Regions from separate parts of the Homo sapiens genome. Here regions 1 and 3 are each linked to region 2. The links are chromatin contacts, found by Hi-C in ENCODE. All regions are on one chromosome and are shown on one strand. The core of a region is the stretch at or near the end of the contact, and the rest is flanking DNA. Distances in the headings are between cores, read along the strand shown.

What was found. Hi-C counts contacts between places; a loop is a spot of excess contacts on that map. Pooled maps may share reads with other maps.
Region 1: a map of CD8-positive, alpha-beta T cell shows a loop between it and region 2 (14-fold over the local background). The contact joins the promoter of TAGLN2 here to the promoter of UAP1-DT in region 2. A Hi-C loop is called at or near these places in 2 of 168 maps with a recorded cell type or tissue (CD8-positive, alpha-beta T cell and natural killer cell) and 8 of 50 pooled maps.
Region 3: a loop to region 2 is called in a map of CD4-positive, alpha-beta T cell, with 13 times the contacts of the local background. The contact joins the promoter of IGSF8 here to the promoter of UAP1-DT in region 2. A Hi-C loop is called at or near these places in 2 of 168 maps with a recorded cell type or tissue (CD4-positive, alpha-beta T cell and naive thymus-derived CD4-positive, alpha-beta T cell) and 10 of 50 pooled maps.

Annotation. Positions count from the first base shown.
Region 1 is chr1:159,922,685-159,927,110 of GRCh38, forward strand. It overlaps TAGLN2 (transgelin 2), which reads right to left and starts at 2,823. Exons shown (of 5, transcript NM_003564.3): 1 at 2,766-2,823. It overlaps LOC124904437 (a long non-coding RNA gene), which reads left to right and starts at 1,194. Exons shown (of 2, transcript XR_007066683.1): 1 at 1,194-1,267; 2 at 1,795-4,256. It overlaps IGSF9 (immunoglobulin superfamily member 9), which reads right to left. Exons shown (of 21, transcript NM_001135050.2): 21 at 4,357-4,426. RefSeq lists enhancers at 94-143, 264-443, 844-943, 1,253-2,452, 1,925-2,501 and 1 more and a silencer at 1,784-2,193.
Region 2 is chr1:162,558,197-162,562,654 of GRCh38, forward strand. It overlaps UAP1-DT (UAP1 divergent transcript), which reads right to left and starts at 3,157. Exons shown (of 3, transcript XR_426859.4): 1 at 3,042-3,157; 2 at 2,279-2,456. It overlaps UAP1 (UDP-N-acetylglucosamine pyrophosphorylase 1), which reads left to right and starts at 3,526. Exons shown (of 11, transcript NM_001324116.5): 1 at 3,526-3,581. RefSeq lists a silencer at 3,115-4,014.
Region 3 is chr1:160,096,713-160,100,744 of GRCh38, forward strand. IGSF8 (immunoglobulin superfamily member 8) reads right to left here and starts at 1,907. Exons shown (of 7, transcript NM_052868.6): 1 at 1,697-1,907. The coding sequence starts at 1,760. RefSeq lists enhancers at 1-39, 40-568, 569-1,095 and a silencer at 1,662-2,491.

The DNA.
Region 1 (4,426 bases), core at 1,573-4,072, 2.6 Mb before region 2:
AGTGGCCTGAGGCTCGGGGATCACCATGGCACAGGTAAAGAAAGGGCAGGAGAATGATTAACCTAGACACTGGGGTTAAGAGCAGAGAGAAAGGCCTGAAGCCAGACACTTCCAGTGCCCCCCAACCCCCCAAGGCAGGACAAACTTGGCCTCCCAGACCCACCACTGGGTGGAAAGTGGATGCTGAGGAACCCCCTCCACCGCCCAACGCTGGGGCCTGGACACAGCTGGCAGGGTCACGGCCTCCAGCTGCAGTGTATCTGCTCCACTCTGGGGCCATTGCCCTCAAGCTCTGAGGTGCCAGAGCCATAGGGCGGGGTCCTGAGAAGGGGCAGTTCCAACCAGGCCAGGCCTGGTCAGCAGCTGTTTCTCTTCCCCACCCCCACGGGCAGGCAGAAGCTGATGGGCTGCGGCTGCTGGAGCTGGGAAGGCCCACCCTAGGGACACCCAGGGGACCTGCCCCTGCCTTCCCTCAAACATAAAGAAAACAGTAAGCAAGTTGCCTACCAGGGTGAGAAGAGATATGCCCAGCTGGAAGACAGGTGTGGGGGACCCCCAGAGCTGGGGACCCCAAAGGAAGGTGACAGCTGAACAACCTGGGGGATGGACTGGCAGGGAGCAACCTAAACCCTAGCGCTACTGCAGCTGTGAGAACAACCCTCACCCTCACCCTGGAGTTACAATAGGCGGGAAACGGGGAGGGGCCACGCAAGGCACTCGGCCCCACCCAGACCCTGGGCTGGAAGCTTACCTCACCAAAGCCAAAGCCAAAGAAAAGGCGGACATGGGTGGGGGCAGGGAGGACTTCAGGGTTCTTGGCTAGGGTGTTTAATTGGGAAGACAAAGGGACTCTCCATCCACCGTGCAGATGGAACACAGGAGAACTTCCCAACTCAGATTTGGGACAGGGAGTGTTCTCAAAGAGCAGCACAGTGAGGGCACCAGCCCACAGAGCGAGGTGCCACAGCCAGCAGCAAGGATGGGGGGCGGCCCACAATTAAGGGAACCACCGTAGGGCAGCCCCTCACCACCGAGAGTCAGGAGCAGAAGAGAAAGCTGAGGCTACACAAACAGGAAGCTCCAAAGCTTGCGTGGGAGGAGGGGATGAGGTGGGGGCCGTTGCCATGGCTTCTGTGTACCAAACAGTGTTGGAGGCTGGGTGGGGGCTCCGGGCAGAAACACCCTGTCAACACAGACGTTGTGGTGAGCAGGCTGTGAGCACGGGAGCAGAAGTGGGATCGTCTCAGCAGTGCTCGGGTGTAGCCAGGTGCAAGAGATTATTCCAGGAGACAGCTATAGTGGGGATGGACAGCGTGTGGGGGAAGATAGGAAATGACCCGTGTTGGGGTGAAGAAGAGGACTCAGGAAGTAGTTGTTCAGGAGAAGAAATCCCCTGGGAAGGGAAAGTGTTCTGAGCTAGAGAACCCACAGCTGAAAATTCTGGAGGGAGAAGGGATGGAATGAAGAAAGGATTAGGGGCCAATCCCGGGGTGGGGGACAGGGGCAGAGGCCTTGGGGTGAGGGAGGGAGTTGCGGTTGGACAAAACCTATTTGTTGGTTCTGGAATGGTAGGGCCCTACTGGGCCCGCCCTGCCTTGGCCTCCTCTGCAGTTGTAGGTCTGCCCCTTGTAGTGGGGAGGAGAAACTGGGAGGGGGCTAGAGATAGAGAGCCATTGCTGTCTGGTGCTTTGAAGTCAATGAGAACACTGGGGGAGCCCCGTCCCAGCCGCAGGTCTTCTACATCGAATCCCACACTCCATCCCCACTCTCACCCCGTTTCTCTCTGCCCCACAGATACCAACTGCTCACAGATCTCCCAGGACACCGGCTTCAGGTAGCCCCAGGAGGCACAGGGCGCGGGGGGAGGCGGCAGTCCACCTCCGGTCCTGCAGGTCCGGCCTCCCAGCCGCCGCCCCCCACCCCCACGACCACACCCTGGGCCGTTACAACAGATGAGTCACCCACCGCCCTCCCGCCGCTGGGGTGACGCAGTGGTCTGGGCAGCCCGCCCGTCCGCCCGCGGCCACCACCGGCTTTCCCAGCAGCAGGGGGCACCCGGTGGGGGCAGCGGCGCTCGGGCAGGGTAAAAGCAGCCACCACCACCCCCACAACCTCACACAGGGCACCCCGGGGCGCAGTCAGGGCTGCAGCACCCAGACCCCCGAGGTCAGGGGACCGTCATAGAGATGACTGGAGCTTCACAGAAGGTCACCGTGCGACCCATGCAGAGCCCCCTAGCCCCAGCCCGTGACCTCAAGTCCCCAGAATAGCAAGCTAGCAGGAACAGGAATGAAAAGGGCGGCCTCGGGGACTCAGAGGGCACGCAGTGCTCACACGTGCTCCTGGAACCAGGAAGTGAAGGGTCGCGCGGGAAAGCCCAGGAGCACGAGCTGGCCCAGGGCCGGCGCCACGACCCGGGGTCACTCGGGGCCAGCCAGCTAAAGTCCGACGCCCTTTTTTCCCCTCGCCCCAGTGAGGACTCAGCGATGGAGCCCGCGGGTGGGGCTCAGTCCCTGAGTCCCTGCTCCAGACGGACGCCCTGTCTATGCATGGGCTAACCTCGCCTGACCTCATCGTCCAACAATGTCGGGTCAGGGCTTGGGGACAGGACCTGACAGCACGGGGCGGGGTAAAGTAGTCACCGGACCCTTGCCTGGTACCAGCCCTTGATCCCCGAGCTCGCTGGAGCAAGTTCAAAGCGCTGGCTTCTTGCTTTCTACACAGCACGCACATGTCCCCGACCCCCGTACCCCCGACCTGCTCACCGTTCAAGCGGGCTGGAGAGCGGCGCACTGACTCAAGGCAAGGGCTGCAGCTGCAAGTGGTGCGCCCTGCCCAGCCGGGGATTTTCAGGAGGGTCCCGCCTCAGACGGGGCGGACCCGGGGCGGGGCAAGGGCCAAGAAGGTTTAAAGGCGCCGCAGCGCAGAAGGAGGGAGGACTGCTTGAGACAGAGGGACAGTAGACCAGAGCAAGGGTTAAAGGTTCGGGGAGTCTGAATCTACAAAGGCGGCTGCAGTGGTCTCCACCCGTGAGTACCTCAGCCTCCACCGAGAGCCCGTAGACTTGTGCCCCAGTAGGAAACTTTCTGCCTAGAAAGTTAGCTAAACACTGTGGGCGTGTTTATGTAGGAAGAAGCCTCCTAGTTTAGAGGCTGGCAAGGTAAAAGGAGGCACAGGAAGGCCTTCCCCCGACCCCAACTGACTAGTGTGTGACAGGACTGGGACTTGCAGGCCGGGACAGCACCCCCACGTGATCTTGCTCACCTCTTACTTCAAGCCTGGGCAGGGACTAACAGTGAGGTCACTCTGCCCAGGGCCCTAGGGGTGTTTTCGGTGTTGGGACCCAGGGCTCAGACCTGTCTTCTCCCTGCCTTTCATCTCCTTTTCTATGACCTGGTATCTCTTCCTAAATCCTGGAGGGATCAGAGGGGGAGACCTCAGCGCGAGGAGGCTGGCTGGGGTTCTTTTGTCTCTGAGGGTGGAGGACAGCACAGTTCAGGGGTGGAGAAAGAGCCCCCCATCCTTTCAGGCTTCAGTTGAATAGAGTCCCCCGGGGTGGAGTTCTGCACACATGATAGAGTCCTCCCTTGAACCTGAGATTCCAGGATGTCAATATCCAGTCCTGTCCAACCTTTCTATTATTCTCTGTTCCCTCCCCGAGTCCTACACAGCCCTATATTCCAGTCCCACTGATTGTCAAGCATTCTCACTCTTCTGTGCCTTTACAAAGGCTATTCCTCTGCCTAGGACAGTTTCCCTTCCTTGACTGGCTCCCCACCTGCTCTACCCTTTACCTGCTGTGTGACTGTTGTGCATTCTATGCTTGAGTTCCCTGGTCTATAGAACAGAGCTAATAGTACTACCTAATTCATAGAATTGTAGAGAACTAAACAGTCCACCTATAGGGCTTAGAGCAGTGCCTGGCACATAGTGAATACTATTATTACCACCATCTATCTGTGAGGGTCCTGAGGACTCCCCCCCAATATGTGGCATTTGTCCCAGCACACGATATTAGCGTTCACTAAAGGTGGCCTTGAATGCAACATCTTCCTTTGTGCTACAATAACCAACACATAGCTTTATCACGGAACTTATCATACGGTAACTATTTCTTTGTCCGCCTCACTGACTAGAAAGAACTCCTCAAGGGCAAAGGCGTGCTTCCAGAGCTTTGTATTTTCTCAGTATCTACTTCAGTGGCTGGCCTTTAGTAGCTGGCCTCCGTAAGCACTCAATAAATGTTCTTGAATGAATGCTGAATGCACCTCCATTTATTCAAGAAGATTCTCCTCTTCTTTAAGGGTCCAGGGATTTTCCTGGCACTCTCTCAAAGACAGATAACACACAGAAACATCTTTCAAACTTTGTTTATTCACCTGTAAAAAACTTCACACACACACACACACACACAGAGAGAGAGAGA
Region 2 (4,458 bases), core at 1,907-4,406:
ACAGGCACATACTACCATGCCCGGTTAATTTTTATGTTTTTTAATAAAGATGGGGTTTTGCCATGTTGCCCAGGCTAGTCTCAAATTCCTAGGCTCAAGTGATCCTCTCGCCTTGGCCTCCCAAAGTGTTGGGCTTACAGGCGTAAGCCATTGCTCCTCATCTTTCTGAGCCATTTAAGAATTACAGACATCATATTCTTTTACCCCTAAATATTTTAGTATGTCTTTCCTAGGAACATAAACATTCTTTTACATAACCACAGCACAATGACCAAAATCAATTTATTTAGTCATTTGTTCATATCCGCAACACACATGAAATAGCTCCAGAATTTTTTCATTTGATCAAATATCTTGTGTGGCTTTTAGGCATCTTTTATAACTCTCCTTACACAGATTTTGCACATTTTGCGCTAAATTTATACTTAATTTTTTTTGTTGCTGTTATAAATGGGATTTTCTCCACCATCGTGTCTTCTAAATGTTATAATGTGTGTATATGAGAGCTATTGATTTCTATATGTTCATTTTATAACTTGCTACCTTACTGATATGGTTTGTCTCTGTGTCCCCACCCAAATCTCACCTTGAATTGTAATAATCTTCATGTGTCAAGGGCCAGACCAGGTGGAGATAATTGAATCACTGGCGTGGTTTCTGCCATAGTGTTCTCGTGATAGTGAGTTCTCATTAGATCTGTTTTTTTTTTTTTTTTTTTGAGACAGTCTCGCTCTGTCATCCAGGCTGGAGTGCAGTGGTGAAATCTAGGCTCACTGCAACCTCCGCCTCCCAGGTTTAAGCGATTCTCCTGCCTCAACCTCCTAAGTAGCTGGGACTACAGGTGCGTGCCACCACACCCAGCTAATTTTTGTATTTTTAATAGAGACAGGGTTTCACTATGTTGGCCAGGCTGATCTCAAACTCTTGACCTCGTGATTTGCCCGCCTCAGCCTCCAAAGTGCTGGGATTACAGGCGTGAGCCACCGCGCCTGGCAGATATGATGGTTTTGTAAGGGGCTTCCCCCTTTGCTCAGCACTCATTCTCTCTCCTGCTGCCCTGTGAAGAGGTGCCTTCCACCAGGATAGTAAGTTGCCTGAGGCCTCTGCAGCCATGCAGAACTGTGAGTCAATTAAACCTCTTTTCTTTATAAATTACCCAGTCTTGGGTATCTCTTGATAGCAGTGTGAAAACGGACTAATACACTAACCAAAATTTTTCTGTGGTTTGTTAGTCTTATTGTTGACTCTCAAGGGCTTTCCAGGTATTCTCTCTTGTCATTTGCAAGTCGAAGTAGTTTTATGACTTTTTAAAATTCTTAAAAAATAATTTTTTAATTCTTATATATTTTTTCTAATTTATAAGCCTCTTAGGATTTCTGTTGTCTAACTTCATTAGCTGATACCTTTGGTGTAATGTCAAAAAATCATAGGTAGTGTGAACATCGTTGCCTTGTTTTCTTCAATCAGCTCTTAAAAGACCATGTATATAAAAAGTATTTCGAAGGACAGAAATAACTCTAGTGTTAGACATTTCTGGACATTTAGCTGGCAAGATGAGATTATGGCCCCTCTTATGCCTAGTAACCAGAATAACAAACAAATGAAACTTCAGCAAAAAAGGGTAAAAGTACAAATGTGATTTTATAGTAGTTCATTAAAAACATTGAGCTGGACCTCAGTTCTATCTTTTTTCTTTAAAGGATTGCTAACTAATAATTTTGCTCTTTACTCAGTCATTCATCTATGACTTATAGAATGCCTATAATATTCCAGACATTATCTTAGGTTCTTTCTCATTTTTTACTATACCCATGTGAAATAGGTATTAGCTTCATTTCATAAAAGGACATTGGAGTTTGGAGTGGTTAAATGACTTACCCAAAGTCACACAGTTAGTAAGCGTAGACTGATTTTGAATCTGGGTCTCCTAGTTTGAATTAATAAGTGCTCAATAATAAATAATAACTAAAGGTTATTTAGTGTTTACTGTTTTACATACTTCATTTATATCGATTGGTTTAATACAACCACCAAATGGCATTTTCATCTTTATTGTCTGTTTTTTATAGATGAGAAAACTGATAGCACAAGTAGCTTGCCAAAGATCACAAGCAATAAAGCTGAAATTGTCTTCAGATCCCATGATTAAGAAACCAATCACTACACTATAAACCAATCACTACACTATTCTTCTTTCAAAGAAACGAAGGAAGTTCTAGGATCATGAGAGATGGAGAGTATTCAATCTCCTGAATGTAAATCTACCAGCATTACTTACCAAGTTTAAGTTTTTCTGTTGTTACTTGAGGCAGTGGGTGATTATGCAATTGGTAAAGGGAATGAAAAGGCCTTTGCACCCAAGAAAGTAGAAGAAAGGCGCCTGAATCTCTTTATGATAGGTGGTATGTTAAATCTAGGTATTTTCGTATTTCAACATATTCCACTTCTTGCAAAAGCTGCAAAATGCAACACAACTTTAAATGTAAACATAGCTTCCAAGGGCACAGTGCTGAACATATAATAACCTGTGTGTGCACACCCACACTAGGTTATGTAACAGGACTGTAAACACTGGTCCTGGAATGGCCTGGGAGGTCATCTAGGTCCTCCACCATCTTTCTGCAGAGTACTGAGGCCTAGCGACGTTAAGTCTGCAAACTCACAAAGATGACCCCGGGCTTATACTACCTTAGGTTACCTACTACCTTTGCTTGCATTTCCTCTCTCCTTTCCTGTCTGTTTGTGCAAAAGAAAAAAGGCCTGGCTTCGCCTTCTTGGGAGCCAAAACACAACCAAACAGAGAGCGAGTTTGGAGCCCGGCCAGGCATCTTGTGAACTGCACACAAAATAACTAGCCCAAGGTCAGAGAGCGCGCCAGGCCCGCCCTGAAAGTTTCTCCGCAGGAAAATCCACCGCCCTTTCCCAACCACCCGCGTGGGTGGCTCGGAAATCCGCCACCCTGGGGACACAGCTCCCTGCCCATCTCTGTGGCCCGCTTGTGCCCCGTGCCGCTGGGCCGACTAAGAGCCTCGGGCTCGCACCTCCCAGTACAACCTAGGGACGTCAGGGGTCCTGGGACCCACGAGCCGCTCTCTGCCGGCCGGCTCCTGGCCCCTCCTAGCAGACCCAACCGACATCCTTCACCCTCAGTTAGTGCGCAGGAGGGACCGGGACGCCAGCCGACTGCGCTCCAGAACTATTCCCATTGGGCCAGAGAATGAGTGACGCACTAGGCCCCGCCCCGGCCCGGTGGGTTACTCCTTTCATGCCCGGCCCCCATCCCTAGCCCCGCCCCGGCGCCCCGGGCCGCGGCCGCCTCCGCGTCCGCGTCGTCGTCTGTGCTCCCGGCGCTGACGTGTCTGGGCGGTCGGCTTCCACTCCTTCAGGCGTCGGCAGCCACTAGTCGTGGCGAGAGGGGCGGGGTGGCCGGGGCTGGCGCTCCACTTGGCCCCCGCTCCCGGCCCGCCCCGCCGCCGCGGCCCCCCGGATGAGGGTATATATTCGGAGCGAGCGCGGGACGCCGATGAGTGGCCGCGCGGAAGGAGCTGGAGACGGTCGTAGCTGCGGTCGCGCCGAGAAAGGTGAGGGGCTCCCAGCCCAGCGAGGAGACGGCGGGGCTCGGGACCCGGGCGGGCGGAGGGCCTGGCCCCACCGCACACACGGCCACGCGCTCAGACGTGGACACGCGTCGCACGAACGTGCACAGCGCGGGCAGCCGAGCACACGCCGAGGAGCCTCCCGCTCGCCCGCAGACACACACCCCAGCCCGTGCGCCCCGCAGTCGCACCCCATCCTCCGCCACCCCGCGAGAGGGTGTGTGGGCTGGGCAGCCGGGTGGATGGCGGGGCCAGGGATGGAATGAGCGCGCCCCAGATGGACTGGGGGCGTTGTGGGAGGAGGTCTGGGCCAGTGTCTGAGTCCGAGGGGGTCGTGTAGGCGTGTGGGGTTGGGAGTGGGGCCTCTCCCGGGTGGGCAGTAGAGACCTCGAGGCTCTCAGGCTAGGGCCTTGTGGACAGTTATACCAAGTGTGGGGGCCTGTAGTGGGACAGGAGATCGTTGGCACTGTCAGGTGGAAGCGAGTTGGTGTGTCTTGAATATATGAGGAAAAGATTTGAGAGGTCTGACAAAGACAGGGGATACATTTGGAGGACAGGACAGTGGGACAAAACCTGTTTGCTTGCCACTTTTTTCTTTCTTTTTTTTGGTTTGGTTTGCCATGATACTGGTAGTGAGAGAGAATTGAAATTTCTGGGTTTCCCCTCTCTTGGCCAAGCAGAAGGATGGTATTGGAGGGCTGAGCACACGTATGCTGAACATATGGCTGCTTGAACTTTGGCCTGTCGCTGTGCTACACTTACTTCTACATGGTTTATGAAATCTGAAATCAGGTAATAGGATTATGATCATATGTGTGTGTCATTTGGTATTGCAAAAGTTTAAGGACTTTTAGGTGAAATT
Region 3 (4,032 bases), core at 657-3,156, 2.5 Mb before region 2:
TGGGATCCAGTCTCTTTCTGTCCTAGGCCTCAGTTTCCACACTGGAGGAGAACTAAGAGCTCCAGCTCTGACCATGTGTGAGTGCGTATGTGACTCAGGAGAGCCCTGCCCCAGGCCAGGCAAGTTTCATAATCAGAGTGACGGTGGAGACAGCCAAGCTGACACCTTCCCTGACTGCCTCAGGGCAGACTGCTCAGAAGGCCCCCTCCCATTTTCCTGGCTCCACAACTGCTGATGCTTGGAGATGCCCATGGGAAAGTCACCTCCACAGCCTTAGGAAATCAGTTGCCACACAGCTCTCTCTCCCCTCCTCTGTATCAGTCGCAGCAAGGAAAGGGACAGCAAAGAGGCCTGCTTTGGAATCAGATCTGTGTTCAAATCCTAGCCCCAACACTCACTAAATGTGCTCTCTGGGGCAAGTTACTTCATTTTCCTCATTTGTGAAATGAATGTAAGTGCCCACAGGCAGTGGGTGCTCAGACCTCTGCGTGCTCCTTTTTCAAACACAGGCCAGCACTTCCCCACCTCCCTGGGCTCCTCCCTGCTCCATGCTGCCCACTGGGGAAAACACACCAAGTGCTAGGCAACCCAGGCCCCACAGCGCCTTCCTCTCTGTACATCCTCCTGCCACCTGCCCAGGGACCAGGGAGAGGACTCATCCTAACCCTGCAGGGCCCAGGGACCTGCAGCAGGGGAAGGCTTTGCTTGGTGCCACTGTGGAGCTCTGGTCTAGAAACAGGCAGCTGGGGCTACCTTCAGCCTCTGCCTTGACGACAGCAGCTCTGAAGTCACCATCCCCACCCCCACGCTTCACTCTCATTTCAAGGGCTTCAGCCTCATCAACATCTGTACTGGCAGTTTCACTGTCTCCATGCCATACTCTTCCCCAGACCACCTCCTACAGGGAGCCCTCCAGTTCAGGCCAAAAACAATTCCACTGTCATTATCCCCATGCATCCATGCAAGATTGGCCCAGAACACCCCACCATGAACACCCACCACAGCAGGCACAAGGTGCTTGGAGATCCCAGGATCAGTCTCCATGGAACCTGGTTTCTCCTGAGGCAAGGAAGCTGGAACTAAGCGGTGTGAAAACTGATGGGTGGCTGCAGAGCCAAGTGCCATTTGGGAGACAGGAAGAAGGGCAAAGAGGGACCCAACCCAGGGTGGAGATGGGGGTGAGAGAGGGAACTGCCCCCAGTTGATGAAGTGCGTGGAGCGCAACTGGGAGAGACTTACTTCAAAGATCGTGGGCAGAACTGGCCTCTGGGCCTCCAGCCAACTCTGGGGCAATTATGAAGCTGGGCAGGCACTGCCCTCGTAGGGCGGGCACCCAAGGCCAGGCCTGGAGCTGAGTGTGGGGCAGAAAGGAGTCGCAGCATTTGGTGCAGCGACCCCAGTACGTGGGTATGCTAGCTGAGATGTGTGGCCTGCCCCGGGAGGCCGAGCAGTGCCTGGGGCAGCACCTTAGTGGGTCCTCTCTACGCCCCAGTCCCTGGCTTAGAGCTGGGGAGCCTGCACTCTTCCCAAGACTGGCTCGGCGGACAGCCACAAAGCGCAGCTGGACGCCGACCCCGGGGAGGCTGGAGGTACCCCTGACGGAGGAGGATGTGAGGAGCCCCGAAATGCTAGGGGGGTGCTGGATGGCAGGCACCTGCCCGGCAGGGCCGGGAACCGGAACGGGGGCCTGGCTTACCTAGCATTAGCAGCAGCAGCAGCGGCAGCGAAGGCGGCAGCAGCGTGGGCCTGAGGGCGCCCATCCTGCGCGGCCAGCTCTGGGGAGGCTCCGGGGGATGGCGCGGGTTCTGGGGGGCCGGAAGGGTGGGGGGCGCATGCCCAGGTTGAGGGCAGGAAGCGGGGCAGCGAGGCGTGGGTGCGCCGAGCGAGCTGAACTGGAGCTGCCGAATCCCCTCCCTCCGCCCCTCCCGCTGCTTTCCCTCCAGCCCTCGGCAGTTCTGAAACCATTCTCGCCCCGGCCCGCCCCGGCACCGCCCCTTCCACCGCCCCGTCTAGGCCCGCCCCGCCCCGGACCCAGCCTTGGCCCTGCCTGCCCCACCCCCGCCAGACTCCGGCCTTTGCTCCGCACCTGGCCCCGGCCCCGCCCCGCCCCTCGAAACTCACCTTTGAGTCGCATCGAGTCCCAGCCCCGCCCCGGCCCCGCCCCTCCCCGCCCCGCCCCGCCAAGACTCCAGCCCTGGATCCGCCCCGGGCCTCGGCCCAGCCCCAGTTCCGGCCCCTCCCCCGCCCCGCCCCACCAGGACTACAGTCGGACTCCAATCCTGGCTCCTCCCCGGGCCCCGGCCCCGCCCCAGTCCCAAGCCGCACCCCTTCCCCGTCCCCGCAGGGCTAACGTCAGCCTCCAATCCTGGCTCCGCCCTGGACCCCGGCCTCGCCCCGCCCCTGGCCCTGGCTCCGCCCGAGGCCCCCGCAGGAGTGAGCTAACTGCACCTCTGCGCATCGAAATTCCCACCCACCCTCGCACAGAGCGCATTCCACCCCGCACCTGCCAGCCTTTCCTGGAGAGTTGGGTGCAGGGTCCCTGGGATTGGCGAGGTGACTGTGACCACGCATTTAGAATTCAGTTATTTGCTCTGAGCCATAGTCCTCGCTGCAAACCCTGCTGAAGTAGGGGTTGGCGGAAGCCAGGAGTTCCTGAATGCGAAGGGTTTGAGCTGAAGGGCGCTTCCAGGATCCAGAAGGTCACTGGAGACCTGTTTTTCACCCCCTCAGAGGGCAAAACCAAAAGAAAAATGGATTAGGAGAGGGGGCCGTCCATGTGACGTCATTTCTGGGTTGGGTGATCCTAGCCCAGTTGTTTAACCTCCTTCAACTTCAGTTTTCTCCTCTGCAAATTGAATTGAGGTTGATCACATCACCCAAAGGGTTATTGTGATGATAGGTAATGTACATAAAGTGTTTGGCACAGGAAACTAACACAAAATGGGAGATAAGGATTATTTTGTTTTAGGTTTTGAATTATTATTTGAACTGCTTCCTAAGAGGCTTAGTTTAGACCTGGCATTTAGGTGAAGGAGTCTCTATGTTCAGTGACAGTGGGAAGAGATGAACATTGCTCTGTTCTAGGAAGAGTGGGGCTTGCCCTGGAGGTGGGAGAATGGAGGAGGCACCCTTCCCAGGTGCTCTGTCTCTTCCTGAACTGTAAAGATGGGAAGTGGGCAGGGGCAGGAAGGATGAGACCAGAATGGGGAGAAGAGATGGCCAGGTTTGCAAAGCCAAGGCTGTCAGAGTGGCTGTCAGTGGGAGGTGACCCCAGAGCCCATTTACCACCCTCTACCCTCCAACATCCTCCCTCTCCCCTCTCATCCCCCTTCCCTCCCACTCACTCACCCCCCTTTACAGAAGAGGAAACTGAGGCCCAGAGAGGGTAAGTGGCACAGGCCAGACCAGACCTTCCTTGACATGGTATTCCTCAAGCGTGGCACAGTGCCTGACTCTGAGAAGATGCTCACGGGGTTGCCAGTAGAAGCCACATTGAGGAACCCTGGAGAAACCAGAGAAACTGAGGCCTTGAAGGGAGATCAGAGGTCCAGCCCTCACTTCCCAGGACTGCCAGCACTGGCCCATGAACAGGGCAATAAGGTGCCTGTTTATTCCCACTTTGAAATATCCAGAAGGTTGCTCCAGAACCTCATCATCTAAATCCATCCACAGGCATATCGAGCTATGTGAAAACTGAAACTCATAGGGGAAGCTTTTGGAAGAATACGTCTCTCCCTTTATAATGGATTTAATTATCGAGTGGATTTAATGCCTTCATGATGCTTGAGGGATGAAAGATGTTACCAATTGTAATAATGATAGATGTCATTTATGAAATGCTTACACAAGAAGGCCCTTTTGGATATTAGTCCTAGTCCTTATAGCATATTTTGCAAGGTGGTGTCATTTAACAGAAGAGAAACTTGAGGTTAGGCAGGTTAAGTACCTTGCCCAAGGCCACACAGTTTTTAAGTGGCTTAGGGGTGACTTCAGCCCAGGCTTGTCTGTCTGTCCCCAAAGCCCCAAATCTTC